6 separate regions of the Homo sapiens genome follow, and all the other regions are linked to region 4. Evidence: chromatin loops called from intact Hi-C (ENCODE). Cell type or tissue: endothelial cell of umbilical vein. All regions are shown on one strand. Region 1 holds the start of LOC124902185 (a long non-coding RNA gene). Region 2 overlaps GNAQ (G protein subunit alpha q). Region 3 overlaps LOC107987083 (a long non-coding RNA gene). Region 4 overlaps GNAQ (G protein subunit alpha q). Region 5 overlaps GNAQ (G protein subunit alpha q). Region 6 has its middle 22 kb from the start of CEP78.

Region 1 (5,000 bases), 520 kb before region 4:
GATCTACTTCTGTGAACCCCCTTTGTTTTTGGGTGGCCCATTATCCATTCTCTCTCCTTCGGGTTACAACTGAGCTTGGGAGGATAACCTTTCGCTCGCTGTGTGCATCTTGGCACACCTGTTAATTCAGGTCTCCTGCTCTCCTGTGGCTAAGTGCCAGGCCACTCAGACTTTGCTGAGCTGTTGAACCTTGAGGGGAGTTATCTGATAATAGTGGGGACGGGGAAAAGGAACAGATGAAATTCTTTTATTTTGGTGGCAACTGGCCATCAGGATTTTTTTTTTTTTTTTTTTTGGAAGTGAGACCCCTGGAGTTTTCAGGTTCCTGTCCATTCTGAGACTGTTTCTTTAGCCTGCTCCTTGATTCCATGACCTCACTATAGCCTTTCCATAAACTCTCTTCTGCAAATGTGAGTCAGTTTATTTCTGTTGCTTACAACCCAGAAACCTGACTCTCTGCCCCACCAGTAGAGCAAAGGCCTTTCTAATGCGAACAGTCAGGGTCAACGAAAAAAGTTGTTTTGCTTTTAATGTGACACATATATTAGCATCTCCCATGAATGTTTAGTTTGGGAAATGCCCTAGATGTTCTGGATTTTATTTCTGAATCTATTCAAAGGCTGTGGATTCCAGCCATATGGTTTGCATTAGTTTTCTATTGCTGTGTAACAAATTGCCACAAACTCAGCAGCTTGAAACAATACCTTTTGATGATCTCAAAGTTTCTGTAGGTCGGAAGTCCAGGCAATGGTATAACTGGGTTCTCTGTGCAAGGTCTCACAAGGCTGAAATCAAGATGTTTGCTGGCTGTGCTCTCATCCAAGCTCATTCAGGCTGATGGCAGGATCCAGGTCCTCAGGACTGTAGGACTGAGGTCCCTGTTGTCTCATCAGCTGTCACCTGAAGGTCTCTCTCAGCTCCTAGAGGCTGCCCTCAGTTCCTGGCCATGTGGCTCTCTCACAGCATGGCAGTATCCTTCTTCAAGGCTAGCAGAGACTCTCCTTGAACTCTAGATCTTCTTTAATGGGCTGATTAGGTCAGAACACCCAGGATTATCTCCTTTTGATTACTTAAAGCCACTGATTAGGGACTTCATTACATCGGGACTTCACTTTGTATATCCCATAATCTAATCGTGGGAGTGACAGCCAACACTGTCCTGCCCACACCCAAAGGGGAAGAGATTATGCAGGACGTGTACACCAGGGGGCGTGAATCTCAGAATTCTGCCCAGCACATGGTCTTGTTCCCAGTTCTCTGGGGAGCAAAACTACCTCTTACTTTTCCCTCGGCTTATATTTTTAAAGTGTCTACGATACCTCATATAGGGTTATTGTTAGGGTTACTGTCTCTGTTCACATGATGCCCCACATAAGGAATATATATTCTTGGAGTTAAGAACCAAGACCCCTTATGCTTCGCTGAGAGACTGGTAGGTTTTGCCTTGTGGTCCATAGGAATCGCATGAGTGAACCTGATTCTCTTTTCACTTTAGCTAGTGGGAAGCTCAGAAACAAATATGTGGCTAAGTCTAAGTAACTGAGTAGAAGTTTATGAGTACTTGTATCTTACAATACCTGTGTTTCATTCCCCCACAGGCCCCTGCCCAGCCTCACTCTTTCATTTTAATTCAAAAACTTTTCTGGCACTGATTACTATTTTAAGGTAGACAGTCTTATAAGTAGCCTCTAATGTGTTGTATAAGGAAATAGGGTATACATAAAAATGAAATAAAATAATAATAATAGCTAATCTAAACTGAGCCATTATTGTGACCACCTAGTATAAGCATGATCATATATGATCTTTACAACCACTCCAGGAAATAAGATACTTTAATACCCTTATTTAATAGATAAGGAAACAGATGAGGCCTAGAGAAGATAAGAAGTAGTACCAGAACAACCATTCAATTCCAAGCGTGCCTGACCAACAGAGCCTAGGCTGTTAACCATCACACCCTATTGATTTAAATACATTTACATTTTAAAGGAAGGAAAGAGTGGGGACAGTTGGCTGCCTGTGCAACTCTCCAGACTAGAAAGAGACCATTACACATGTTGTAAAGCCCAGAGGAATAGTTTTCTGCACATCTTGCCTGGCAAGTGCTCTTCTACAATGTAAAACAAACTTCTCTGAAGTACAGAACTTGGTAATAGCTAAACCCCGCTTGAAAGTAGAAAACGAAGTTCCAGAAATAGAAGAAGGGCTTGGAAACAAGTAAGTAAGCATTTTCCTTGGTAAGTTATAAACAGGTGTAAGAGAATATCTGACACCAAGACCCAAAAGCACGATGTGACTGTTTCCATATGGAAGACTTGCTAATATTCACCGTGGAACTGAGGAGTAACGTATGTTCTTTCTAAAACAGAGTATGAAAAACTAGAGTTGATAAGACACATTCTGAAGGTACATCGCTGATGCCAGCCCACATTCTTTAACCCTACTCCAAAGGATATTATTTATACAATAAATATAATATAGTTATTGGAAAATATTATAGTAAAAATAAATACAATATTTAAAAAATAAATCAGCTAATAATTATTGTCAGAGGTTTACATCCATATCAATATCAATGTGATGTTTATGAAAAAAAATAAACACAGCTGACGAGTTTACGTACTTACCTAGGACCATAAATAGCCTTGACTAGGGACAGCCAGGACTTAGGTTTCATGCCTGTGACTCACTAGGATTCACTGTGACTCACGACGCCACGTAGTGGCAGCTTCCACAATTGCAAGCCCATTAACAGAAGCAAGACCCAGGGTGCTTACTTTATACCTAACACTTACAAAGTTTCAGCCAGAACGACGTAGCTAGGTTTTATCTTGAAGTCTGTTTCAGAGCTAATATGAAGGTAAGAACCCAGGCATTCTGACCCTTTGAGAAAGTGGGAGCGAGAGAGAAAGAGAGAGACAAGGAGAGAGAAAAAGAAAGAGACTGAGTTAGAGTTTAGTGGAAGGCGCATCTTTGCTGCAACTTTTCAAGTTAGTAGAATATTATCACCAACACAAAATGCCCCTTGGGGGTCTATGTTCTATAAATTCGAATTTTATTAGTAGTTCTTTGAAGTACATAAAAATTGACAAGAGAACTTAAGTTGCTTCCTGCAATTATAAAGTGAATGAGTGGTAAAGGGACTAAGCCCAATTGTGTATGCCCGTAAGCTTTCCATAGTACTCCATCAGTGTCTTATAGACAGCTCTGTGTGATGGACCGGCAATGCCCTACCGGAGTGTGAGAAAGCAGCCAAGAGGGCAGCTGATTTCCCTTGCACACAAGGACACATGTGAGGTTGTCCTACTCTTTGCACTGAATTTAACTACATGTTTCCAGCGACCACATTTCCCATTGACATGCCTTTTACTTCATAAGCACCTTCATCCGGGCTATAGACACCCTCACGCCGCCCAGCCTGCTACTCTTAATAAATTTTCAAAATCCTGCTCCAATGATAATTCAAGTCTAGTTTTGTAGTAGTTCTCCCTCAACACCAAAGCTTACAGATTTTTAAATAAAAAGGTCCTCCTTGGCTCACAGAGAATCATCCAACAACATTCCTTGCTCTGCTTTTTTTTTTCTTTTTCTTTTTTCTTGGTGTTTCACTTTTTCCACTCTTTTCAATTGCTTGAAAAACTCTTAAGCACACCAAAACAAACATCTGGGTCACAGCTTGCTTTAATGATGTGCTTTTGAAACGGTGGTTTTAATCCTGGATGCATTTTTGGTTGTTTTCCTTTTGTAGTGATAGCCCACAGGCATTTCTGCCTGGGATCGGGATCATAATGAGGGGAACAGGGCACTCCAGATTTCCCAAGGGCCTGCTTATTAACACCCCAGCCTTGCGCTTCTCAGAGCGTATGTCCTGTCTTTCCTCTAGATGGCACTGTGGAGCAGAGGCGACTGTCTTAGGGACCCGCTTCTTCCTCTATCAGCCATTACCCACTTCTCTGCAGGTGAAACCAGGCCCAAGTGCACAGCTTTGAGGGGGGAAAAGAAAGTCTCCTGGGAACTCTTTGCAGCCTGGGGAGAATGTGGAAGCAGTGGATGTTCTGTCTGGGTAGCAGTGTGGCGGACTAGGAATGCGCTGGCCACGCGCGCCTGAACCTGCAGTGGGTTTCTGATGGATTAGTGACTGGTGAGAAGACCCCATCACAGTAGGGCACAGTTAGCGAAAGTTCCGGATTTAGTTAGCCCAGATATCAAAGTCTCATCAGAATATGGTTGCCAAATAAAAATACAGGACATCAGTTAAATTTGGATTTCGGATAAACAACAAACGCTTTTTTAGTATAAGGATGCCCCACGTATTTGAAGAGAACTTGCACTGAAGTCTCTTCTCAATTTACTGTACTGTTTTCCTAGAGTAAAGATACTAAAGAAATCTGTGCACTTTTGTATCACAGATTGTTTATCAACATCGAGGGCTTTTCTCTGGCTTTCAAAGCAAATTTGGCATTAGCAGGGCTACATCCCGAGGGGACACAGCAGAAATCAGGGCCCATTTATTCCTGAACAGTATCTCTACTGTGCTTTCCAGAGTTCCACAAAGTCCACCTCTCTGCAGAACCTAAGCTCCTTTTATCACAAGCTGGAGGGGGGGGGGTTGTCCTCTTCTCCCCCTTGCCCAAGACTCTAGCCCCACCTCCTCATGGCACTCTGTCACCAACAATAAGTCATCGCCCTCCATCCCTTGCTCATGATAAAAAAGTAAGGGACATGCGCAACAATGAGAATGTACTTAATGCCACTGAATTGTACACTTAAAAATGGCTAAAGTGGCTGGGTGTGGTGGCACGCGCCTGTAATCCCAGCTACTCAGGAGGCTGAGGCACAAGAGTCACTTGAACCCGGGAGGTGGAGGTTGCAGTGAGCTGAGATCACATCACTGCCCTCCAGCCTGGGCGACAGAGTGAGACCCAGTCTCAGGGAAAAAAAAGAAAAAAAAGAAAAAAGGCTAAAATAGCAAATGTTATGTTAGGTATATTTTACCA
Region 2 (5,000 bases), 210 kb before region 4:
AGTCTGCAGTCCAAGTGTGGGTGTTTAACTAGTGACAACTGGAGCTGCCTTTGCCAGAAGGGAAGGACAGTCTATAAGGAAAGACTGGTTCTGAGTGAATGCCCTTTGCTCTTGTTTTGAACAAGGTGGCTATGTGGGACCTCTCTGGGGGTTACGAAAGGTATGGCTGTCCTTAGCAGAAATTAATTAACTTTAGGTTTTAATAAGCCCTGTCCAGTGCTTTTTTCCCTTCTGAAATACTCTCTGACTTCATGTTCTTAATCTCTATAAAACCTACATTTGGAAAGAGATTTTGGACAAACTAAATTACCCTAACACATAAATGTCAGGGAACGTTTAGTGTGTACTGGCACTTTAAAAGGGTCTGTCATAAACCAAATAAATGAACCTCTAACTTCATAATTCTTGATGTCAATGAGTTGGCAAGGGGAAGGGTTGGGAGAAAGGTATGGCGGCCCTCTAGGTTCCCCCAAAGCAGGGTTTTTCAACCTCGACACTACTGACATTTGGGCTGGATGATTATGTGTTGTGAGGGGCTGTCCTGTGTGCCGCAAGAGGTTCAGCAGCATCCCTGACCTCTCCTACTAGATGCCAGTAGCACCCCCTAATTGTGAGAACCCAAATGTCTCCACACATTGAGGGGCAGGATGGGGGGACAAATTAGCCTCCCCCTAACTCTGCTGAGAACCACTGCTCTGAACATACCATGTGGGTGGGCAGTCAGCTGCTCTGGTAGTATGCATCACTAGCTACTCTTGTCAAGGAGCTTATAATCTCACTAAGGCACTCAGATCTACACTGAAATTATCAGCAAGTAATACAAGCCAGGGTATAAGACTAAGCACTTGAAAGTGCAAACAATGAGTGTAACTTTTTAGATTTCTACAAGAAGCTCCTAGTGCAATTCGATAAAATGGGATGAGACTATTGATACCTGAAGAAAAGCCTCTTGTAAAAAAACTCTTAAAAGGTGATAAAACTACTTAAAGAATAATTTAGATCCCAATTTGGTCTGTCTTCGTAGGATTTTATATGCACATCCTCCCCCACCTTTATGTCCTCTCAGCCCATCCTGACACTTAACACAGGTAAATCTTGAAGTCATGGTGCCCACCTACAACCTGCCCCTTCTGCAAGAGTACCCTAATATACTCTCCAAATACAAGGAGTTTATTGAGTTTTAATGTTTTGAGGTTTTAGTGTTCACGGTCTGAGCCCCAAATAAGTAGCAAATTATCAAAGGAAATTATATTTAGACTTTTAGATTAGAAATCATTATATTATTAAAATAATCATGCATTTACTATATGTCAGGGACTGTGCTAAATATTTCACATATATTGTTACTGAATCTTTACAATAACCCAAAGACAGGTGATAAAACTAAGGCGCTGAGAGCCTCAAGGTCAAACAGCTAGACAGTGGCAGGTCTGGGATTTGAATCCACGCAGTCTGGCTATAGAGTCTGAGCTCTTAACCACCACACAAAACTGCCTTTTAGAAGAATTCTATGCACTTTTTGCTAAAACTGCTAATGGGAAGTTAACTCTGAATAACCCCAAATACTCTAATCTCTTTGGGCCTCAATTCTCTCAACTGTAAAAGATGACTGAACTAGATGATTTATTAAGACCCTTTCTGTGCCTAGATCATGATAAATGCTCAATAAATATTTAGCCCTGGAATTTTCTGCCATGTGATATTCAACTCAGAGACAGGAATGTCTCCACCTAAGCTTGATGTTCAAGTGAAATACTGTGGAAGAAACACTGAGCTTGGGACTTGAAAGCATGGGTTCAAAGGCTTTCCCCTTCTTGCCACAAGATGCACTACCATCTTGAGTTTCACTCTAAGACAATGGACTGGTTAACTTTAACGGCAAGCAGAAAAGCAGTTGAAGCATCCCTTTATTTTGAGAGGTGTTTTCTGAAGAAATCTGTCTTGGGACTTTTGTTTAAGAACTAGTTCTTCTACAGGTTCTACTTCAACACTGCTAAACCACTCAGGAGTCCTAAAGCAACCTGGTGGATTTTGAAGCTTGGAGAGACCTCTCGGTTAGCAGTAGTCTTAGACTGGGCTACTGAAGATGTTCCAGGGCACTCTTGGTGTTGGCATCATAAAGATTTCTCCTGTAACATTATTTATGACTCCAAAATGTTCTGAGTGGAGTTTCTGACTGAGTAGTAAATTCTGAATAAACTCACTCTGATAACAAAGTAGAATGAGATGGCTAGCACTGAGAATTCCTTAATTCTGCCAGTGATATGCAGACACCAATAAAAAGGAGGAACTGTGTTGCCTGGGAAGACAGAGGGCAAGGTAAACCTTTGCTCCTTGAACCCCACTGAAGTAGCACCTCATGTTAGACAGCTAAACAACTGTTAGAAAAACAAATCGGCCTGGTGCGGTGACTGCTGCCTGTAATTCCAGCACTTTGGGAGGTTAAGATGGGTGGATTACTTGAGGTCAGGAGTTTGAGACAAGCCTGGCCAACATGGTGAATCCCCATCTCTACCAAAACATAAAAATATTAGCCAGGGGTGGTGGCATGCGCCTGTAATCCCAACTACTTGGGAGGCTGAGGTGGGAGGATCACTTGAACCTGGGAAATGGAGGTTGCAGTGAGCTGAGAGATTGCGCCACTGCACTCCAGCCTGGGTGACAGCACAAGACTACCTTAAAAAAAAAAAAAAGGAAGAAGAACTAATCTGCCAAACATTATTGAAAGGGTGGGCACAGCTGCTGGAGGAAGGAAATGGGAACTGCAAACTCCATTCAATATTCACATAATTCTGTAACACAGGCAGGAAGAAGGTGAGGTAAGAATGCACGTGTTTCTTATCTACTGAGACTATGCTACTCGGTTGAAAAGAAAACGAATGCAGACTGTAATAATTCCAACAAGAATGACCCTTTTCTTTAGTAGAAAAAGACAAGAACTCTTTTTTTTTTTTTTTTTTGGGATGGAGTCTCGCTCTGTCACCCAGGCTGGAGTGCAGTGGCGCGATCTCCGCTCACTGCAAGCTCTGCCTCCTGGGTTCATGCCATTCTCCTGCCTCAGCCTCCCAAGTAGCTGCGACTACACGCGCCCGCCACAATGTCTGGCTAATTCTTTTTGTATTTTTAGTAGAGACAGGGTTTCACTGTGTTAGCCAGGATGGTCTCGATCTCCTGACCTCGTGATCTGCCCGCCTCTGCCTCCCAAAGTGCTGGGATTACAGACGTGAGCCACCGCGCCTGGCCAAGACAAGAACTCTTAGTGGGGATTGTGTATTTGGGTAATGAAATAACAACAAGTAGCAGCTTTTCCTCATAATGATGCACACTAGTGAATGGTACTGAATAATTAGTGAAATGATTGGTATAACTTGAGAAATTTCAGGTTTGAGAATTTAGCATATGGTCTAGGATATTAAGAATTCTAAATGAATTTCAGGGTTTCGAGGGTTATATGTATGTGTATATAATTCAACAAAGTTAGGTTTACAATTATAGGGTTTTTTCTCTGTGGATAAGAGGAGAAAGAACACAACATGTAATGATGAACATTTATTCAGTCTGATAATCAACAGAAATTGTATCCAATTAGATGCTGGTTAGTTTATAATGTGCCCAGTGCTTGCAGGATTTGTGGAAAGACAGGTAAAGGCTTCACTTCCCATCCCAAGACCCCAAAAAACACAATCTTAGCTGAAACCAGAAAACTCGAGGCCAGTGCCTGCCAGAATAAAAAACAACAACAAAACACAGGGAGCTTATTATTAGTGTCAACAACAGGCCTTTGTCGGAAAAGATCCTCCCACTAGTGTTTTCTCGTTACTGTCTTTCCCTTCGGAAGCAGCTCTACTTCTATGTGAACTAGCATCTGAAATTCCAACCTGTGAATCATTTAGTCAGATGGCTCGGACTGCCCTAAATTACCTCAAACATTTTATAAGCTTTTCCTCTTGGCTTAACCAGTCCCAGAGCAAGAACTCGGGCAAGAACTTGCTATTCAGTGGGAGGAAAATTGAACATCATGGACCTCTGGTCACTTTAGTGAGTGCTGAATTAAAACAAAACAAAAAGATTGTATATGTTTTGTATCTGTGCCACAGGAATTCTTAATGAGCACCAGGCGATTTGGAAATTTAATCACAAAGCAAAGATAACACTGCTTAAGATTTTTATTTTTCAGATCATGAAAAATAAAACATTTTTCATTTTCTGAAAAAAATAAAACATTTTTCATTTTCTGAAAAATATTTTCAGATCATGAAAAATAAAACATTTCACCCAGTTCTTACATAGTTTTTAGTAAGTCGGTTTTTGGAGGTTAAGTGGGTCTATCCATTATCCCAGTTCAATGGGCAACCCTAAGATGAGAAGAGGAGGAATCACTGGTATCACTAACACCTACTTTAGAAACTCAGTTTAATGAACACATAACCTGAATGCAAGCTCTTTTAAATTCTATGCTATCTCTTTCCTTTTAGTAAGTTGACAGTCTATTTAAGGGATGTGGGGGCCATAAGGGGATGGGAGAAGTGGGGCATATATTAAACTATAAGTTTGGGCTGCCATGGATTCAATGATTAGTTCTGAATGCCCTCATTGGGCACATCAGCCTGGTACCACTGGGGAAGTGAGGCAGGAAATCAGCTGCTAATTAGAGTATATATTAACATGCTGCAAATTAATCAGGAAGAGCACGTTTAGTGTCATTTTCTAAAAGAGAATTAAAATTAAGAGGCATCAGGTGAAACTAAATTTAACAGAAAATGAGAGATATATTCCTCCTGTTAAGTATCACGTGCTCTGTGAGCACAGGCGAAGACAAGGATGTCTGCAGCTCTCTGGGTATGGGAAAAAAATGATTCTGGACTACCAATCTCTCATTTTAGTGTTTAGTGGACAGGACTGGCTACAGAATCTGCAGGTCCCAGTGCAAAATAAAAATGTGGGGTCCTTGTTTAAGATGGCCACAGACAGAAGAGTATTAAACCAAGTGCAGGGCCCTG
Region 3 (5,000 bases), 390 kb after region 4:
CCCAGCTAACGTGGTGAAACCCCTCCTCTACTAAATATATATATATATGTATATAAAATTAGCCAGGCATGGTTGCGGGCGCCTATAATCCCAGCTACTTGGGAGGCTGAGACAGGAGAATCGCTTGAACCCGGGAGGCAAAGGTTGCAGTGAGCTGAGATTGTACCACTGCACTCCAGCCTGGGCAACAAGAGCAAAACTCTGTCTCAAAAAAAAAATGGTATTAAAAAGGTATTATGAATGGTCTAAGATAGGGGTCAGCAAACTACAGCCAGCCACCTGGTGTTTTTTTTTTTTTTTTTTTTTTAGACGGAGTCTTGCCTCACTCTGTCACCAGGCTGGTGTGCAGTGTGACCTCGGCTCACTGCAGCCTCTGACTCCCTGGTTCAAGCGATTCTCCTGCCTCAGCCTCCTGAGTAGCTGGGATTACAGGCGTGTGCCACCACACTCAGCTAATTTTTGTACTTTTAGTAGAGACGAAGTTTCACCATGTTAGCCAGGATGGTCTCAATCTCCTGACCTCGTGATCCGCCTGCCTCGGCCTCCCAAAGTGTTGGGATTACAGGCGTGAGCCACTGCGCCTGGGAGCCACCTGTTTTTATAAGTAAAATATTGGATAACAATCATGCCTATTCATTTGCAAATGATCTCTGGCTGCTCGTGTGGCACTACTACCAGGTTGAGTACTGAACTCAACTCTCTGACAACAGAAAAATACTCTCTAGCCCTTTACGCTGGTGACTCGTGGTCTAAGACCATTCCCACAGTTGCCTGATGATAAGTATCACCTGGATCATTTGTTAACAAGACAATTTCTGGGCCCAGTGTAGACCCACTGATTCAGAATCTCTGGGGCGAGGGAGAGGGGTGGGGGTGGGAAGCTGTGCTGAGCAAGCTTCGCAGGTGATTCTCATCACCACGGAAGGAGTGGTCTCAGGTGTGCCTTCCTGCCAGGTGAGGGAGAGCCTTTAAAAGAGGAGTAGAGCTCCTCTACTCCTCTTTTAAAAAGAGCACAGACTTTTTTTTTTTTTTTTTTTTCTCTTCTCCTTCTCACTGTCTGGGTCTGCTTCTCAGCACTGCCTTGTGAACGATCACCATCTCAGGTAAGTTACATTTAATCCTCGGTTTATTTACCTCAGAAATGAGGATAATGATGTTTAATTGTTAGCATGCACATATATGCAGAGGGCCTAATACAAGGTCAGTGCTTAATATTGGCAACCCTCAGTAAGAGGAGAAGCACAGTATACACATCAGATGATCCGAAGGCAGCAACCACTCATGGATAAGATGAGCCAGGCTAAGTCTTTACAACAATACTCCACGGTGCATAAGCAGCTCTGTCAAAAAGAAAAACTTCCTATAAAGCAATCTTATTACAGAGTGCTTCCAGGACAGCAGAAAGCCCCTTAGAAACTCAAAATTCCCTGCAGACCACTGAATATTGCAAGAGGTCATAACTGATTAGGATATAACTGAGTTTGCAAAGGAATACTTAATTTTGTGATTGAGAACCCTGGTACTTAGCAGGAAACCTTTTCTTCCCCCCTATTTCTGAGGTTAATGCTTTTAGAAATCACTGCCTGATGAGATCATGCAAATTCAGCCATCTGTATAGCTGTTGAAAGAAAGTTTTTAGATAAATTGCTATGCCTTTGCCACATAAATCCTCATAAGATACAGGACTCCAATAATACTTCAAGTTACAAGGGAGTTTCATATTTTACTAAAAGGGGGAAAAATCAATCTTGAATCTCTTAGTCCAGTGACCAAAGAATCACTTCATTGATTTTGTTCAGCTACTCAGGTGGGTGTACAATTTATCCTGATCTGATCTTATCTGATTTAAAGTTTACTTTTTCTGGGAAGTATTAATTTGAGTGTTATATGGATAGTACTGTAATACCAGACCCTCTTTACGGCCACTTTGCACAGCTTATATAAACATCCCAGGATAGAGTTTCGTTTTAATGTTTTCTCAAATTTAGAATTTGTGTTGGCTGCAAGTTATTCCCCTTTTCAACAGAAGAGGGAGGCAGAGGCTTGTCTAATAACTAAATAAATAAAATACAATAAAAAATAGTGTACCTAAGAACCAGGCTAGAGGGAAAGGGATCTGTACTCTTTTTAGGGAATCAGGTAAACAAGAACAGGATGAATTCTGCCAAGCATGATTTAGATTTTAAGAAAAAAAAATTGGAAATTGAGTGTTTTGCTGATTTAATATTTCAATTTCAGTTTCTAAAAAAGTACCAGCTGGTATTATGCTCACTGCCTGGGCAACAAGATCATTAGAAGCCCAAACCTCAGTCTCATGCAATATACCCACATAACAAACCTGCACATGTACCCCATGAATCTAAACTAAAAACCGAAATATGTAGTGTGAATCCTATTTAGTGAAAAGCAAAACATAGACGATAACACACTGATAAATTAACAGCAATTATTTCTGTGTAGTATTTTTGGTTAAGTATTTTCTATATAATTTTCAATAGTTTCCAAATCTATGAGAATAAGCATGTATTCTTTTACAACCAAAATAAACTCTGCAGAGGGCAGGGGGAGGGATATTCACTTTTATGAAATGCAATGTTGGGATCTTGCTAATACCCTAAAACATAGCGGGATGGACACAGGGTACTTCAGGGTCTGATAACTCCCTAAGCAAACTGCTGGGCAGCAGGCCACCTGGCTGACTCTGGGCTAGCTGCTACAGTATTTCTTTGCTGTCATTCCAGGGGAAAAGCTAGAGATGCTGACCGCAATTAGCTGCATGAGTTCCTGCTGGGATTGTCTGACTCTAGGAGATTCTCTTAGACTAATGTCTCCTGGGCAGATGCCCCACCCCAACTCCCAAAGAGTTCCTGTGGTTCACACCTGGTGCCATTCAGCCGCCAGGCCCTGCTTAGTAAGCCCCCTAGAAAGGCTGCAGTTAATTAAAAATTCAGAGGGGCTGCGCCTACCTAGCCTACCTAGTGAGGCAGCCGTTGGGGCTAGAACTTTATCACCTGTGGGCTTCTGTATCCTATAGTTTCCAAGGGGAGGGTGGGGAGGGAAGATGCAGGTCCTTATTTGATGGGAGAGGTGAATATTTGGGTTTTGGGCTTGTTTCACTTCAGAGATTCACCCATTCAGACACATAAGAGAATATAAGTTTTATTTTTTATGTTTTGTCCCTGGCATCAGAAAACTCTAGGAGATAGAGGCATTGGAGTCAGCTGAACTGGGCTGAGTTTGATGCCACTTGCCAGCAGTGTGACCTTGGGATTTCTGGTCTTTCATCTGTAGAATGGAAATTATAATACCAGTCTTGTCATCCTCAGAGATTATTGTGAATAGCCAGTGAAATATGCGTATGAAAGTGTTTTTGAAATGACAAAGTACTGTGTATAATGTGTGTAGGGGATGGTGTCCCAGATTGAAGTTAAATGAGATCCAGGACTGTGATAGGTCACAAGAAGAGGGGAGGCAGGGCCAGGACTACCATGGAGCAAGCAGGGTGGCCAGGGTGCAAAATTTGAGGAGGCACTTCCTTACAGGGGTGGTCATATGCCTCCTCTGAGTGGGCAAGACCCTGAGAGTGAGGGTCTTGTTAAATTTATCTCACCCACCCTACTCCTGGTCCTGAGTGTAAGTAAAATCTGTGCCTATTAAAATTACAAATGCAATATATGTTCATTGTAGCAAAGCCCACTATACCTAATTTTGCAGAGGTGTGATCACTTGGGCAGTATCTTAGGCCGCCCTCCTTGCATTTTTTTGTTTTGTTTTGTTTTGAGACTGAGTCTTTCTCTGTCGCCCAGGCTGGAGTGCAGTGGCGCAATCTCGGCTCACTGCAACCTTTGCCGTCCGGATTCAAGCGATTCTCCTGCCTCAGCCTCCTAAGTAGCTGGGATCAGCGGCATGCACCACCATGCCCCGCAAATTTTGTATTTTTAGTAGGAATGGGGTTTCATTCACGATGTTGGTCAGGCTGATATTGAACTCTTGACCTCAGATGATCAACCCACCTCAGCCTCCCAAAGTGCTGAGATTACAGGCATGAGCCACCACGCCCAGCCTTCCTTGCATTTTTTATCCATTTGCAATGTTAAGCTAGGCTTCTTGCTCTCACTTAATGGGCAGCACAGAAACATGCAAAAGAAACACAAATCTGATCACAAGACCTCTGTGGGTGTTCTAGATCTTTGTTATAGATTTACTTGCGGACTCTGAAAGGATCACACGGTGCATGACACAGCAAAATTTACTTAAACCCTACTTTACCCAGCTTTCTCTTCCCTGGGCCGAGTCTTGTGGCAGTTGCTCCAAGATCTCCATTTCCTCTCCTTGTAAACGCTCTTAGGTACCTCTTTTTCTCTACCTCCTAGCTAGACGCTACCCTTCATCCACTAGCTCCTCTTTCATGTTGTTACGTGTAAAACCATCTGGCCAGTCCAGGACTCTAACACTTGTTATTATTATCTCCCAAATCACTTCTTGAGGGATCCAAGTGGTAAGGAAACACTTCTCTTTAGGGATGGGGAAGAAAGGAGAAAGGTTGTCAATACTTCGGTAGGTTTTGTTCTGGACATGAACACGTAGCTATGTATATCTACCTCACCGATTTTTAAAAATGGGGCCACACTAGGCCAGGTGCAGTGGCTCATGCCTGTAATCCCAGCACTTTGGGAGCCCGAGGCGGGCAGATCACCTGAGGTCGGGAGTTCGAGACCAGCCTGGTCAACATGGGGTAACCCCGTCTCTACTAAAAATACACAAATTATCTGGGCATGGTGGTGCGTGCCTGTAATCCCAGCTACTTGGGAGGCTGAGGCAGGAGAATCACTGGAACCTGGGAGGCGGAGGTTGCAGGGAGCTGAGATTTCACCACTGCAGTCCAGCCTGGGTGACAGAGTGAGGCTGCGTCTCAAAAAAAAAAAAAAAAAAAAAAAAATTGGGCCACACGAAACCTAATGTCTTCTGATTTGCTTGTTCCATTTAACAATGCATCTTAG
Region 4 (5,000 bases):
CATAGCTTGAAATATTCTTGTACAGTGTTTGGAATGATTCAAACTATAAAATTCTACCTGCCAAATAATAAAGTGGATCACTGTGAAGTCTTAGTTTGGTATCAGCCCACTGTGACAACCCCTCAATGGATCGACTCAGCCTTGCTCAGATGGCCCTTGGTGCTCCCTGTCTTGTATTGTGTCTTTACCTAGTTAGCCAAAATACAAGTTCCCTACAGGGCCCATCCCCTAGAGCCTTGCAAAATCCTCTGTACATAAGTAACTCAACACTTTTTTGGTGACCCAGGATTAAGTGGGATAAAAAATTGTATTGCAGCAAACGAAAACATTTAAGTGCCGTAAATAAATCTTGGACAGTCACATTTAAATCATTCTGACAACTAAGCTCTCACTGCTAGCAATTCTCTAACTCACCACAGCCAACTTTTACAGAATGCTTACTGGGTACCAAGAACTGCAATAAGTGCTTTATTCAAACTGTACCAGCTAAGCCTCACAATGGTCCTTTGAGAGTGGTTGCTTTGTATTAATATAATTATCTTCATTATACAGATAAGGAAACAGGTTTAGAAAAATAGGGCAACTTACCCAAGGTCCCATTGCTAGTATCTCATTTCCCAAACTACACTTTTACTGTTATCAGCCCCCCCTTTTTTTTTTTTTTTTTTTTTTGAGACAAGGTCTCGCTCTCTCAGCAGGCTGGAGGGCAGTGGCGCGATCTCGGTTCACTGCAACCTCCTCCTCCCAGGTTCAAGCAATTCTTCTGCCTCAGCTTCCCGAGTAGTTGGGATTACACGCGCACACCACCATGCCCAGCTAATTTCTGTATTTTTAGTAGAGACGGGGTTTCACCATGTTGGCCAGGATGGTTGATCTCTTGACCTCATGATCCACCCGCCTCAGCCTCCCAAAGTGCTGGGATTACAGGCGTGAGCCACTGCGCTCAGCCCCGTTATCGGCCTTTTAATGGAGAGCAACAGGAAGAACAATCCTATAAAGCTCTCACTGCAATGAGAGTCATAGGATTCAGTGTGTTCTTTTGAAGACCCTTCTGAGAGCTGTCCTTCTGATCCTGGCATCGGGAAGAGCCATGTCACTGTTAAACAGTTTGTTTTAAAGATACTACAAGTGGTATAACTGATAAGGCTTCTATGTTATGCCAGTTGCTAGCAAGCTCCATGCCCAGTTTGAGGTTCACTGACATTATGTGTATCATTTCATTCTGATTCCATTTACTATCCTGCAGTTGTTTTAACTTTTTGTCTTCCACCTGCTTCTAATTTATATTAGTTTATATTTAACAAAAGCATCTTTAAATGCTTTTAGAAAAAGGTAGAACACAAAGTAAAGTGCCCAGTAAATGTTCAGCTCATTTTCAACAATCAAGGCTGAAGAACAACTGGGGTCAGGTGTTAAGAGTCCTAACCAGTGGTAAAAATTGGCAGCCAAAAACTATCCACTCAACAGGCTTGGTTTTTGTTTTTTGGTTTTTGGTTTTTTTTTGTTTTTGTTTTTGTTTTTTTTGAGACAGAGTCTCGCTCTGTTGCCCAGGCTGGAGTGCAATGGCACGATCTCAACTCAGTGCAACCTCCGCCTCCCAGGTTCAGGTGATTCTCCTGCCTCAGCCTCCCAAGTAGCTGGGATTACAGGCACGCGCTGCCACGCTGGCTAATTTTTGCATTTTTAGCAGAGATGGGGTTTCACCATATTGGTCAGGCTGGTCTCAAACTCCTGACCTCGTGATCCACCCACCTCAGCCTCCCAAAGTGCTGGGATTACAGGCGTGAGCCAACACGCCCGGCCCAGGCTTGTTTTTTAATTCTAGACAATAGTTTTAAGCTTTTCGATTAGTTGGCAACATTTAAAATCCAAGAGATTTCACATAAAAAGCAGATATTTTATTTACCTGGAAAAACTGGAAGCTCTGGCAAGCCTAAAAACCTGCTCTCCATACATGGCAACATTCAAAGCTGAACAACAGCTTCAATGAGCCATAAGGTTTTAGTTGGCCAGAGGTCCCACCCAGTGTCACTCATTTAAAACCACCTGCCTGAATCCCAAAGGCATATGACTTTGCAAGCATCAAGCACTAGACTATATTAACAGCAAATCAATTCCTGATAGAGAAATCTGCAGCTACAATTATTAGGCAGGATTTCACACCTGCTGGGAGAATCTCAGAGTACCCCTTTTTATCTCCTTTATCTTGAAAAATGGGATTATTTAGAAATTAGGCCTGAGAGAGGCAAAATGAGACACACTGGATAAAGGCAACTATTTATAAAGCCTCCTAAGGCAGAGCGCTTCCTTCAGCTATTGGCACTAACCCTCTAGTTAGCTCCTTCCCTGGCCCTTCTCCACACTCCATTCCCCACCCTAACCCCATCTCAGTACTACTGTCTCCACAACAACACAGATTAAGGCCAAAAGCAAAAATGGCAAAATCAAGTCCTCATTCTCCAAGGGCTCCTACCCCAAGACTTTCTTCCTTGACCGCCCACATGGAGGCGCCATGAACACAACTATCCACACTTCCCAAGGTCAAAACAAAATTGAGCTCCCTCTTGAAAAAAAAACAACAGCAGCTACCATTGTTCAACCCACAGGCATTCAGAGTGTTCATACAGCAAAGTCGAAATTTCCCCTTTCAGGAAGTTCCTGGGAGGAAGTCAGTGCCCTGAAGCTCAGCCACTCCTCAGACTAGAGAAAACAAAGGCAACGCAGACATGCACTCTCCAGAATGGCCATGGCATCCCAGAACAAGAAGCGGGGTTCTGCAACCCTGGAGCATTAGCCAGGGTGCTGGGCTTCCCCAGCAGCCCCTTATAGGAGGAACATTTTCACTTTGCAAGTCTGAAGAAGGCTAGTGGGGTTCTTTCCTTTATGTTTCTTCTATCTAAATACTTCTGCCATATTTTGATCAGGATCCAACCATGAAACCAGTTGAATACCTGAATGGGATCATGGGTGTAGTTATCTGTCACCTTGCCCCAACTTAACCCCCTTGTCCTGATTCTTTGGAAACCAGAACCCTCCACCAGTGGCAACAGCAGTCCCTGGTACCCTAGTAATAACAGTAATGTCATAGTATGCGTGGAAAATTATTCCTGACACTGTACATCTACAATTTGCTGAAATTCTTCCTTTTTCTTAAATTATATGAAAAGTAATACATGTGCAGGTAACTTTTCCTAAACAGAAGCATGGTAAAAAGTGGAAAGTAAGTGTCTCTGGGCCCATACTCCCCATTTCCACTCCCTTCCATTATTGCTTTTACAGTCCTTCTATGGTGATCAGCTTAACGAAATGACAGGCTTCTATCCCTGATGTGTCAACTTCAGACAGAATCTACTGACTTACCGCCTCCCCCGTATCTAACTCATTCACACTTACTTCACCTCTATTTTGTCTCTAGTTTTCTTGATTATACTATTTTTAGTCCTTCAATTGGTTAGCTCTGTTTCCTGTTTCAGCAGTATTACACAGTATTTCTCTACATCCCACCATGTAAAAGAAGAAAATGAGTACCAAGGTCCCTCTCCCTCCTGCCTCTTTTCCTGCCTTCTAGCCTCAGGCTTCTGTCTGCTCTTTCACTCCCTTTGCATTGCTAGATTTTAAAACCTTGATGATTGTTTTCTCTCTGTAGTTATAATTACATCTTTCCTGTCTTGTGTGGGGATTAACCAATAAACTATTTAGCTACATCCACAGCAGTATGATTGTGTAAATATTACCTCCCACAAAACCAACAGCAATGCTCAACTCCTAGAAAAGGAAATAGAACCCTTTATCAGTGAACCTGAGTCAAATGGGTTCTCTTTTCTTACACTCCACTAAATGTTCAAAACTATTATCACACTTTAGTTTGGTTTTTCACTTTTAAAAAAAATGGGCCAGGTACAGTGGCTCACGCCTATAATCCCAGCACTTTGGGAGGCGAGGCGAGTGGATCAATTGAGGTCAGTTCAAGACCAGCCTGGACAACATGGTAAAACCATGTCTCTACTAAAAACACAAAAATCAGCCGGGCGTGGTGGCACTGACCTGTAATCCCAGCTACTCAGGAGACTGAGTCACGAGAATCGCTTGAAACTGGGAGGCAGAGGTTGCCTCTGCCTAGATTGTGCCACTGTACTCCAGCCTGAGTGACAGAGTAAGACTCTGTCTCAGAAAAATAAAATAAAAATTCGGCTGGGTGGTGGCTCATGCCTGTAATTCCAGTGCTTTGGGAGGCCGAGGTGGGCAGATCACCTGAGGCCAGGAGTTCAAGACCAGCCTGGCCATCATGGTGAAACCCTGTCTCTACTAAAAATCCAAAAATTAACCAGGTACGGTGGCGGATGCCTATAATCCCAGTTACTCGGGACGCTGAGGCTGGAGAATTGCTTGAACACAGGAGGTAGAGGTTGCGGTGAGCCGAGATGGCGCCATTGCACTCCAGCCTGGGCAACAAGAGCGAGACTCTGTCTCAAAAAAAAAAAAATTAAATTAAATTAAATTAAAATTAAAATATATGAAAGAACTATTTGATATCTACCTGTCATGGCCAATATTTGTGTCCATGTTGTTCTTTTTTTCAATCAAAACTACACTCATATGACCTCAATACCAGCTGGAGTTCATCCCCTTCTAGTAGGGAAGTGCCCCTTACTAGGAAAGCACAAGGGAACAGTTAACGAGCTAAACAATTAAGCTAATAAAAAGAACCTCTGAGGTCCCAAAGCCCCAGGGTGCATGCCCAAGGGGGGGGAGACTGAACTCTCTGGAAGACTAAAAAATAGCCCCTTCTTTGATTACAATTCTGAACTGCATCTTATGATACTAAGATACTTTCACAAGCAACATGCAACATATATGCCTCACAATTAAGACGCTAGGTGAAAAGATGGCTTACTTAGCATGTTCAGTTTTTCTTTGTTCCCCCTATGTGTAGGTTTGCTACATGATTTGGCATCTTGGCTACCTGATTTTGGTTAATGTTTATTTGCTGAAAAACAACG
Region 5 (5,000 bases), 140 kb before region 4:
CTTCCAAATTATAGCCTTCAGATTCCTCATTTGATTTTAAATACAGGTTTCCCGAAAAAGGTAACGTTCTGCATTCCAGTATGTGCTTCCCTGTGGTACTGAAATCCTCATGGCACTGCCAGTGATAGAGCAGCAGCATGGGCTGCCTGCCCTGAAGCATCATGTGGGCCATAACTTGAACGAGGCTCCAAGAACTGGAGATAACCAGAAGGGCAAGAAGGTATGGGTTGATCACTAGCGTGGCTATACTTTAACTTGGAGGAAACACTGTTATTAAATTTAGGTGGGTGGAAGCTTTCTATTTAAGAAAAAGTACCTTACTCCATAGTGGGTTAAGTGCTGAAAAATACATAAGAACTATGTATCTAATTAGAACATTAACCCAAAAATGCCTTCCCTAATACTTTAGCATTCCTGTGCCAAGTTATGATGACAGAGAGCTTTGTTTCTTAACACTTCTGAGACTTCTGAGAGCCAAGTTGAACTTTGGACTGTTTTATTTTCTTCACAGGCAAATGGAGAGCATAACCTTTCCAAATGACTCAGTGATTCATCTTTAATTCATTTTTCCTGTCTGGGAACCCGTGCGTTTTCCTCTGCAAATGCTCCAAAGTACATGTTTCATTTTTTAAGAAAATGTTATAGTTCTTCCTTTGCCATTTTGGATGCATAGTGTATTCAGTAAATGGTTGGTTGAATAATGGCTTCTCTAAAGATACAGTCTGGTGACATGAAATAATTGGTATACTTCTAAATAGAACATTACCTCCTTCAAAAAACAATGAATGAATTAGCATGTAGATAGATGCAAGTTTATTATCTCTGTCCTCATTCTCAAATGGGTATTTGGTGCAGATGTGTGCATTTGATTACTTTTTGTTTTTTTTTTTTTTTAGACGGAGTCGGAGTCGGAGTACAGTGGCATAATCTTGGCTCACTGTAACCTCTGTCTCCCAGGTTCAAGCAATTCTCCTGCCTCAGCCTCCCAAGTAGCTGGGATTACAGGCATGCGCCACCACACCTGGCTAACTTTTGTATTTTTAGTAGAGATGGGGTTTCACCATGTTGGCCAGGCTGGTCTGGAACTCCTGACCTCAGGTGAACCGTTTGCCTCGGCCTCCCAAAGTGCTGGGATTACAGGAGTGAGCCACTGCACCTGGCTGCATTTGATTGTTTTATAACATATATAACATGTTTGGTCTTACATCTGAATCAAATACTTTAAAACAAAAAAGAAAAAAAGAATAAATGAATTATCAGTCTTCCATTGTTGATTTTATAGTCTAGATCATGACAATGTGTTTGTCTCTAGGGAAGGGGTGAGAAGATGATGATTTGGGCATAGACCTTAAGTTCGTGGGGCAGTTCCTTTATCTGAGCCCAGGGTCACAATTCATACTCTTCCCTTCAGGGAGAGCACTGGAGAGAGATGAAAGGGACACAGGTAGGGAAAGCAGACCGATAGGCCACTCCTGAGCACTATACAAGGAGTATTAACTGGACTCTGGGGAAGACACATGGTAGAAGAAACAGCACTCCCTCTACCAGTCACTGCTGAGCTCATACTGTTACACGTGAAGCCCAGATATCACACCTCATGTATTCATGTTAAAAAAACAAACAAACAAAAAAACCCCAGCCCAACCAAATTGTATTGAAGCACAGACACACATACAAAGAATTTTCGTAATATTTTCTGCCCCCATGGGAGTTTATGCTTACCTATAAAAGAAAAAAAGAAAACTCCGAATGTATAACACATATATTAGAGAAGCTTTCTTAACTGCTTTGTGGTGAGAGGCTTGCAGTAAAAATAGACATTGGAAGCATTTAAATAAACAATTATCCAGCATCTCACACTGGAGTCAAATTTTACATTGACATTTCCTGCAAGGGCAAATGGGAGGAAAAAAGCCCAAAGCTCTCAGTATATATTTAAACCAGCACGGCCACAGAGAAATGATTGGCAATGGAACAATCAGTATTCGGCAATTTTCTCACAATAAATTGGACAAAATCACTGCAATTTGGTATAAATGTTCCTTTCAGGAATTATATTTTATTCTAAGGTTCTTCTTCCCCCTTTGCCTCCAACTTAGCTGCATCCTAGAATTTGTATATCAAATGAAGCTACAAGAATCATTATTATTTTAGATTTATCAAGGGTTGTGCCCAACTATTATATGTAAACACATAAATGAGTAAGTGAAACAAATAATATGTAAACTATGCAACGCACAGTTTGGCACTGGTCAAACTCCTCTGACACAGGACTACGTTCATTATATGGAAGACTCTGACTAGACACCATCCTTAATACTCAAGTTTTATTCTTAAAAACAAGGAAAAACTGAGTCATAAGTTCTTAGTAGGGAGGCTCAGTGGTTTCTTGGTAAGGTAAAACGCTTCTATTCTGTGTCTTCAAGTTGGGAGTGCCCTCTACTGCCCAAAAGCATGGCTTCAGTTTTGGTTATCACAAAATTTTGTATGATCTATGCCAAAATATTAAAAATGAGAATAGCCTTTTCACTCCTCTGCAGGTGTATAGCTTAGAAATTAGTTAATAACTATGTGACCTAGAAGTTTAGTTTTCAATAAATCAAATCCCTCTAGGGGGAGTTCTCTGCCTTAAGAAATTATATTAAGGTGAACTCCTTGACTGTCTTCCCCTCACAGAGAGCTGTCATCAGAGCTACAACTCCCATCCCCTATTCTAGCTTTCCTCTAACCCTAGCTATTATTAGGAAAGGATGAGAGTAACTACTGCCTTGCACTGGCATGGAAACTACCACTTGGGCTTCAAGGCTCTAACTGTAGTAAGAAAAGCTGAACTGAAACCATCAACCAGGCTCCCTCTTTACGGTCTGATCAATCCTGACAGTACCATGTGAGCAGAAGGGCACAGAATTGACAAACAACATTCCTTGGCTGAGAAAATAAATTGGTTTTCATCAAAACCAGTTCAGACATGCTATTGGGTGGAATGTAGGGGGAACCTCAATATTTAGGAATGAAAAACAACATTGTTTTAGAAAAAAGATACTTGTTGAATTCTGATTTCTATTTGCTATGTTTTGGAGGTGCTTTGTTGAAGACTGCCTAGAGAGACAGAATCGTGGAGAAACACAGGTCATCTTGCTTACAGCATGCTTTCCAAGGCTGAGGATGCTGAGACACTGAGAGATTCCCCTGGTTTCCCATGCTAGGATTCTCTCAGTCTTGGATGAATAGCACCTCTGCAGCATCAGGGACCTCCAGGCATATGGCCCAACCCAAGCTGAGATGGCTTCGGAACCTTGGGATACTTTGATGAACATATGCATCTTTTACAAGGTTCCAATGGGTACGTGTATCTTCTGCCAGGCTCCTAGAATTCTAGATACAATCTCAATGCAAAGATACTCATTAATAGAGGCACATGATCCACAGTCCCTCAATCCCAGTCTTTCCATCCCTACTGAAAGGGCTCAAATGACAGACCATAAAGTCTTTGAGCGCAAACCTTTTATTTTGGATATCTGCAGAAAGAAATATATAGAAATAAAAGAACACACAGACTAAGGTATGCGTAATCTGATTGTATTTTATTTAATGCATTATTGCCTTCTTAATAATACAAATTTGAAAGACTTAACTGGATCTTACAAAAGTTAGATATCACTATCTAAGATCAATCTAACCCATCCTTAAACATTAATGTGGCACTGAAACAATGCATGTGATCACCTCCCTGCTCCTCCCTCTGGCCTGCTCCCTCCACCTTGAGCCATGCGGATATCTGGGGGAAGACAGGCAGATGGGTGGAGCATTAGGCGGGAGGGAGGCTAAACTGTCCTAGAGACAGCAAGGAGGCTGCAGAGGCAGGGACAGAGGAAGCGAGCAGAAGAGTGCTAAGGTGAGAGACACAGCCCTTATAGAGCTGGCCTGGTTTTACTGGTCAAGGCCCAGTAAAATAATTTCTTTATTCCTTTCACAGAGCCCACCAAAGTGATTCCAGATAATTGAGTGATGATTTATTGTTTATGGAGGGCATGCCAGGTGTCAGTCTTCCTAGATAAGAATCACTAGCTTCTGCTTTGTGCAGAAGCATGGGTGGGATGGATGCTGACCCCTTGGATAGAGTAGTTTGGCATATTTGCCCTATGAAGTCAGAGGAAACTGGTGTCAGGTGAACCATTTATTCTGAAATTGGCTTTCGAGGTGGAAGTAAAAGGAAGTCTACAGGGAACCTAAAGGTTTCTTTGGAAATATAATGAACACACAAACATGGGGATGTAATTTCTTTGTAACACAATTTAAACAGCTGTTCCTGGGCATGTTTTCTGCATGGGGTCAGTCATGGCTTACTCATCAGACTAAGCCACCTAAAGCCCATTTGCAGTTCCATCTCAAGGACCTTAATTGAGGGCCTGGATGGGTCTGTGGCTCAGAGGGTTGTGTCTGGGTTCATTATCATATCAGGTCCTTATAACTCAGAAACTTCTTATGCTGACCACACCCCACCATTCTGGCAGAATCCAATAAGTGCCAAATTACTCTAATGCAATCTGCCACGGAGACAGTAAAAGACACTTCTCCCAGGACTGGCCTCAATTTCTTTTTGGGGTAATTTACAAAATTCCAGGTTTGGAGTTCCTGGGATTTGAAACAGAACACTAATCTCAAGTTATCATGACAGTGGACTTCCAAGAAGGTTGTGGTGCACTAATTGGTCCCTTTAAGCCTTCATCTAGCAGAAAACAATGGAAACTACCAAGGGCTTCACATCTAAAATAATGATCCCACTCCTGGGCAAGAGGACAAGACCACGTCAAATTGAAAGAGGCCATGAAGGGGCCCACTGTTCTCTTCCTCAACAACCCCATCCACTCTGGGCCATTCCTCCATTAAAATCATGTCTAGAAATGAAAAATCCATTATATTGGCTTAAAGGATTTTTCTTTATATTATTTCTCTATATAACCAGAGACAAATGCATAGGAATAAAATAAACCATCAGA
Region 6 (5,000 bases), 240 kb after region 4:
TTGGTTAGGCAAATCTAAAGAAGGAATGAAGACTCCATTGTCTGGTAATTAAGATATACTAAGACTTCCATCTCCAAAGGAAAATGGAGCAATACTCTCCCCATGCCAGCCTACCTTTATGAATTAAAGAGGTCCATGAGGCTAGGTTGAGAGCCAGTAGGAGGCTAGCCAATAGAGTCATTGAAATAAATTAACCATGGTACTTCTGGAGAAGTGGTTATCCCTATAAACCCAAAGCGCTAAAGCCTGGGACTCCGGCCTATTCCAGCCCATGAGAGTATAATACAGTGGGGTTGCCTTCTCTTGCAAGAGTGCCGAGGTTACGGAAGGGCTCTGGTCCAGCCCAACAGGGAGCTCCAGCAGCTTCAGAGACACCTTCCCTGTGTAGCAGTTTTTACCTTCATGAGGCCCAGACTTTCAGGTGGGAGAAATTTAATGGAGGGCCTTGGGACTTCTACCTTAGTGACTCAACCAAGTCCCAGTGCCATCTTACCCGGCACTTATTTCAGCTCCAAGGGACAGTAATACCACAGCCTTACTGTGGTTCCATCCCCCGACCTGGGGCCAGGGTGCCTTAGATGCTTTACAGGTGGCAGGATGAGCACCTTAAAGGGACTTCAGAGGGGTATCATGGGTGCCTTATCTCTGAACACAACCTATGCCTTCTAATGCACTTTCTCAGCACTACAGCTGCTCCATGAGTGTGGGACTTCACTGCAACTTCTACACCTCCCACCCAAAGCTAGTGTGTAGTGGGCAATGGCCCTGCCACAGGGTCAGCACACCAAGGCCCTCAGAGTCCCACGCTGGGACTCCTTCTTCTCAAGGCATCTGCAAGACTAGTTCTCACAGAGATAAGGTGACAACCTCTGCTTAATAACCATCTTTAAGTGTATGAGCCTGCTATTTTATTTTAACTTCAGTATTACTTCCCTGCCTTACACAGGTGTAAAATTTCAATCCCCTGGCTACCCTTTTATGGCTTGATGGGCATTTAAGATGACCTCTCTGTGGTTCAGTTTGGCCCAGAATTGTTTACTTGCATCTTTGATGAAGAGGAATTTTGTTTACAGCCTCTAGGCTTCATTCAGGCAGACCCTATTTCCAAACAATCCTTTTACAGAGGTAACTGGGAGGCACTAAAGAAAAAGCATGTCACTTAAGTAGGGAACTCATACTGTTGCAGGGGATTATGGATTATTTCTTGTGGAAAGTAAAAAAAAAAAAAAAAAAAAAAAAAAAAAAAATGCTCTCCTTGTGCTGAGAAGTGTTGGGAAGGACAAAGAGTAGGCCAAGTGGGAGGGCTCAAAATGAGCCTGTTCTCATCTCACTTCTGTGGAAGAGCCAAGCTTTTCAGTAAACCACATGAGATTACTAAGGCTAGTGCTTAACTTGGGGTTCATGAGGTTTGTAGGCTCTAGCCAATTCTGAATTTCAGTTCTTTCACTGAAGTTGTGTGAAAGTATTGAGTTTATATGAGTGTTTTCTGGGAAAAGACTTGATTCTCAAGGAGATTCATGATCTCACAGCTTCAGACTCTTGCTATTTGAAAGTGTGATCTGAGAATTATCTGTACGGAAAACACCGTATTTTTTAAAATGTAGGTACCAGGCCCACTCATTCAGAACTTTTTTTGATAAATAACAAATAATTTTTTTAGTATCAGTAGTTGCAAATTATTGCAAGGATCATACTTATACTAAAAAGTGTATTCATTGTTTATCTGCAATTCAAATTTAACTAGCTGTCCTGTATTTTGATTTACTAAATCTGGTAACCCTAACTGATAATGGGATGGAAGAAACTCCTTTTTTTAAAAAGAACCTCAATGCAAGGGCTGTTTTTTCATAAATAAAATTAATACTATACCACTGATCATTGGACAAGTGAGATTATATCACTTGTTCACTAAGGCCTGGAATATACTTCTAGTCCCAGCCTAGAGAGGATTTTTACAGTCATTGGAAGCAACCATGTGCTTTATATCATAGAGTTTTGCAATGTACAGTGACCAGGGGAATAAGTTTTCGTTTGTGCACTCCAACCTTGGAATTTCTGACATTACTGATGTCTCTTTGTGGTCTTAAACCAAGAAGTCTGGTTAAAAAGTTGCTAAGGATGGGTCAAGAAGGCAGCGTTTTCCTTTCTGTTTTAGAGCAGACGCTAATAACCACCCTTTTGGTAAAGGAACATTGCCACCTAGTAACAGAATCAAGTATTTTCCTCTGGGCTCCAGACAAAGGATTGACTCCAACTGCACATTTTCAAGTGCACACGTTTGTGAATTTGGGTTTTGGTTGCCTTCCACTTAGCATTCAGCATTTGTAAGCTTTCCACAGAATGCAGGGAGAAAAAGCCATTTGTCAGTAGAGCCTCAGTTTGTAAGAGGCAAGTGGGAAGGCTTTTAAAAAGGCCAGCAATATCAGTAAGAATGGATTCTCCTTAGTATATACTGGCAAATAGGAGAATAAAACAAGCAAAACTGAGTGGATTTTGTGGAAAGAAACTTCTTTCTGCCAAAAACTGTGTGGATGGAATTGCTATTTATGTTGCAATTTGTAAAATGACTGAGTTTTTGATGCATGCACAAAGCTGAAAAAAATTACTAGTAAATAGTACATAGAATCTCATGTATAAAAATAACCTTACTCAGAAGCATTAAATTTGGCCCCCACTTGAGATCTGAGGATCAACTAAGTGCTCCCTAAGTCCAGCTAATTCTGCAGTCTTAAAACCCATACCATGGATTCATGGTCTCACGGTCTCACGTGTGTTTCTAATATAAGGGATAAATCTTGCCATCACAAAAAAGAAACTATTTAGTTAGAAATTCCCAAGTGTTAGAAGTAGGGCTTTTTTTTTTGTCTTCTTTTGCTTAGTAAGGGGGCTATCACTATTCAAAAAAATTCAACTTACAAATTTAATAGTCACTCTTGGCTTAATGCCACCTGTTTTAATAAATAGGCCCTTGTGAGCTGTGGCAACAAGGATTGTGTTGCTGTTATAAATATTTACTGTCCCTTACTTGATGCTGAAAAATCCAGAGTCCAGAGTAGCGTAGTCTTACAGTTGGTTACTAAGTATGGAAGTGTTTTGCAAGTTTATACAACCTCCATCAATGAGGTTATTTTACATATTAAGAGAAAAAAAAATTTGAACATTTTAACTTTCAATTAAAACAGTCACCTATTACTTCTTGAACACTTAAAATAAGCCAGACCTTGAGCTACAAGCTTACATAAATGAGATGGGTATCATAATGCCCATTTTACGGATGTAGTTTGGAGAATTTGAGGAATTTGGCTCAGATCACACAACTAGTAAGTGTCAGAGTTACACTTCTGTGCCACTGGTTGGTCCTCCAGAGGCCCGGAGAGCTACCTTACCAGCAAAAGAAGTAGTTAAATTCTTTCAGTACTTAGCTACATCTTTTCTTAAGCCAGGCTGAAGCTGGTAACACCTATGTATCTAGCCAAACTGCTTCATACTATGTCCAGAGAGAAGGATGGTTGAACTCAAAAGAAACCCATAGCAAGATCACCAGGTCGTGATCGCATGACAAAAGGTGACCCTACCACAGGAGATTCCAAATGTCTCAGGTAGGTCTGTGGACATTGGGTAATGTTCCGGGAATTGAATGTTACATAACAAACCACTCTAAAATTTAGTGGATTAAAAAAGCAACTACATATATTTTGCTCACGAATCTGCATTTTTGGGCAGGGGTGAGTGGGGGTGGTTCCTCCCTGCTCTACTGAGCTTCAGCTAGCACAGCTCAAAGGCTGGGGTTGGAATCATCTGAAGGCCCGTTCCCTTAAATGTCTAGCTGTGGGCTGGGGCCTTCGCTGGGGCTGTCAGTTGGATCTTTTATATGTGGCCTCTTTATATGTTCTAGGCTTCCCCACAAAATAGTAGCTGGGTTCCAATGGTGATTATCTATTGGGAGAAAGATTCAGGCAGAAGAGGGATTTTCTTTTATGACCTAACCTTAGAAATCTCACCCCTGGAACCTGTGAAGGTGACCTTATTTGGAAATCACATTTTTGCAGATATAATCAAGTTAAAATGAGGTCATACTGCATTAGAATGGGCCTTAATCCAATGACTGGTTTCCTTATAAGAAGAGGAAAATTTGGACACAGAATATACATGGGGGATAATGTCATGTGGCAGTAGAGGCAGAGATTGGAATGATGATCTACAAGCCAAGGAATGCCAAGGATTACTGGCAACCAGCAGAAGCGAGGAGAGAGGCATGGAAAAGATTCTCCTTTGGAGCCTCCAGGGAAAGCTGGGAACCAGCTCTGTGGACACCTTGATTTCTCACTACTGGCCTCTTGAACTCTGAGAAAATAAATTTCCGTTGTTCTAAGCAGCTTCAGAAGGAACCAACCCTGCTGACACCTTGATTTCAGATGTCTAACCTCAGAAACTGTAAGAGAATCCATTTATGTTTTTTTTTTAAGCTACCGAATCTATGGCACTTTGTTGCAGGAGCTCTAGGAAATGAATGCACTCATGTCTGCTGCATTCTATTCACCGAGACAGCAATGGATTCCACCCAACTCTAAAGGAAAGGTAATATGTCTTCAACATTTGGTGGAGGGTAGCAAAGTTCTGGAAGACAATGAGGAACTGGAAATAGTGCTATGGTTAGTTTTAGAAAATACAAGCTATATCCTGGGACATAAAACATGATTGTGTGCATGTATACATGCTTAACAATGGGGATCGAATCTAAGAAATGCATCATTAAGTGAGTTCATCATTGTTAGAACATCACAGAGTGCACTTACACCAACCTAGATGGTAAAACCTACTATACACCTAGGCTATCTGGTACAGCAGATTGCTCCTAGGCCACAAACCTGTACAGCATGTTACGGTACTGAATCCTATAGGCAGTTGTAACACAATGGTATTTGTGTATCTAACATAGAAGGGTGACAGTAAAAATATGGCATAAAAGATTAAAAATGGTACACCTGTATAGGGCACTG

What was found. A loop is a pair of places that touch in the nucleus more often than their neighbours do. Peaks named below come from ENCODE experiments on the same cell type or tissue, not always from the same donor. Only the 100,000 strongest peaks of a DNase experiment are listed, where the experiment ranks them.
Region 1: a loop joins it to region 4, with 2.3 times the contacts of the local background. A loop is called at or near these places in 3 of 110 quality-filtered maps.
Region 2: it touches region 4 in a loop (7-fold over the local background); 2 of 110 quality-filtered maps call a loop at or near these places.
Region 3: a loop joins it to region 4, with 17 times the contacts of the local background. A loop is called at or near these places in 5 of 110 quality-filtered maps.
Region 5: it touches region 4 in a loop (5-fold over the local background); 7 of 110 quality-filtered maps call a loop at or near these places.
Region 6: a loop joins it to region 4, with 19 times the contacts of the local background. A loop is called at or near these places in 20 of 110 quality-filtered maps.

Annotation. Positions count from the first base shown.
Region 1 is chr9:77,454,303-77,459,302 of GRCh38, forward strand. All of the region lies in intron 2 of GNA14 (G protein subunit alpha 14), which reads right to left. GNA14-AS1 (GNA14 antisense RNA 1) reads left to right here. Exons shown (of 5, transcript NR_121184.1): 2 at 1,993-2,220. It overlaps LOC124902185 (a long non-coding RNA gene), which reads left to right and starts at 2,781. Exons shown (of 2, transcript XR_007061598.1): 1 at 2,781-2,863. RefSeq lists an enhancer at 1,092-1,211. In endothelial cell of umbilical vein, CTCF peaks have their summits at 1,196 (motif pointing right), 2,741 and 3,874 (motif pointing right); DNase peaks (open chromatin) are centred at 2,719 and 3,889.
Region 2 is chr9:77,766,723-77,771,722 of GRCh38, forward strand. The region is part of intron 5 of GNAQ (G protein subunit alpha q); the gene reads right to left. Among named protein-coding and RNA genes, the nearest start is that of GNA14, 120 kb to the left of the region's middle. In endothelial cell of umbilical vein, no CTCF peak of the experiment used is centred here; a DNase peak (open chromatin) is centred at 2,789; H3K27ac peaks cover 870 bases.
Region 3 is chr9:78,364,274-78,369,273 of GRCh38, forward strand. The region is part of intron 1 of LOC107987083 (a long non-coding RNA gene); the gene reads left to right. Among named protein-coding and RNA genes, the nearest start is that of PSAT1, 70 kb to the left of the region's middle. In endothelial cell of umbilical vein, a CTCF peak has its summit at 2,007 (motif pointing right); no DNase peak of the experiment used is centred here; H3K27me3 peaks cover 140 bases.
Region 4 is chr9:77,974,887-77,979,886 of GRCh38, forward strand. All of the region lies in intron 1 of GNAQ (G protein subunit alpha q), which reads right to left. Among named protein-coding and RNA genes, the nearest start is that of GNAQ, 54 kb to the right of the region's middle. RefSeq lists an enhancer at 2,447-2,741. In endothelial cell of umbilical vein, a CTCF peak has its summit at 2,502; a DNase peak (open chromatin) is centred at 2,565; H3K27ac peaks cover 1,123 bases.
Region 5 is chr9:77,839,475-77,844,474 of GRCh38, forward strand. The region is part of intron 2 of GNAQ (G protein subunit alpha q); the gene reads right to left. Among named protein-coding and RNA genes, the nearest start is that of GNAQ, 190 kb to the right of the region's middle. In endothelial cell of umbilical vein, a CTCF peak has its summit at 2,471 (motif pointing left); a DNase peak (open chromatin) is centred at 507; H3K27ac peaks cover 1,504 bases.
Region 6 is chr9:78,211,711-78,216,710 of GRCh38, forward strand. No RefSeq gene overlaps it. Among named protein-coding and RNA genes, the nearest start is that of CEP78, 22 kb to the right of the region's middle. In endothelial cell of umbilical vein, a CTCF peak has its summit at 2,230; a DNase peak (open chromatin) is centred at 2,181.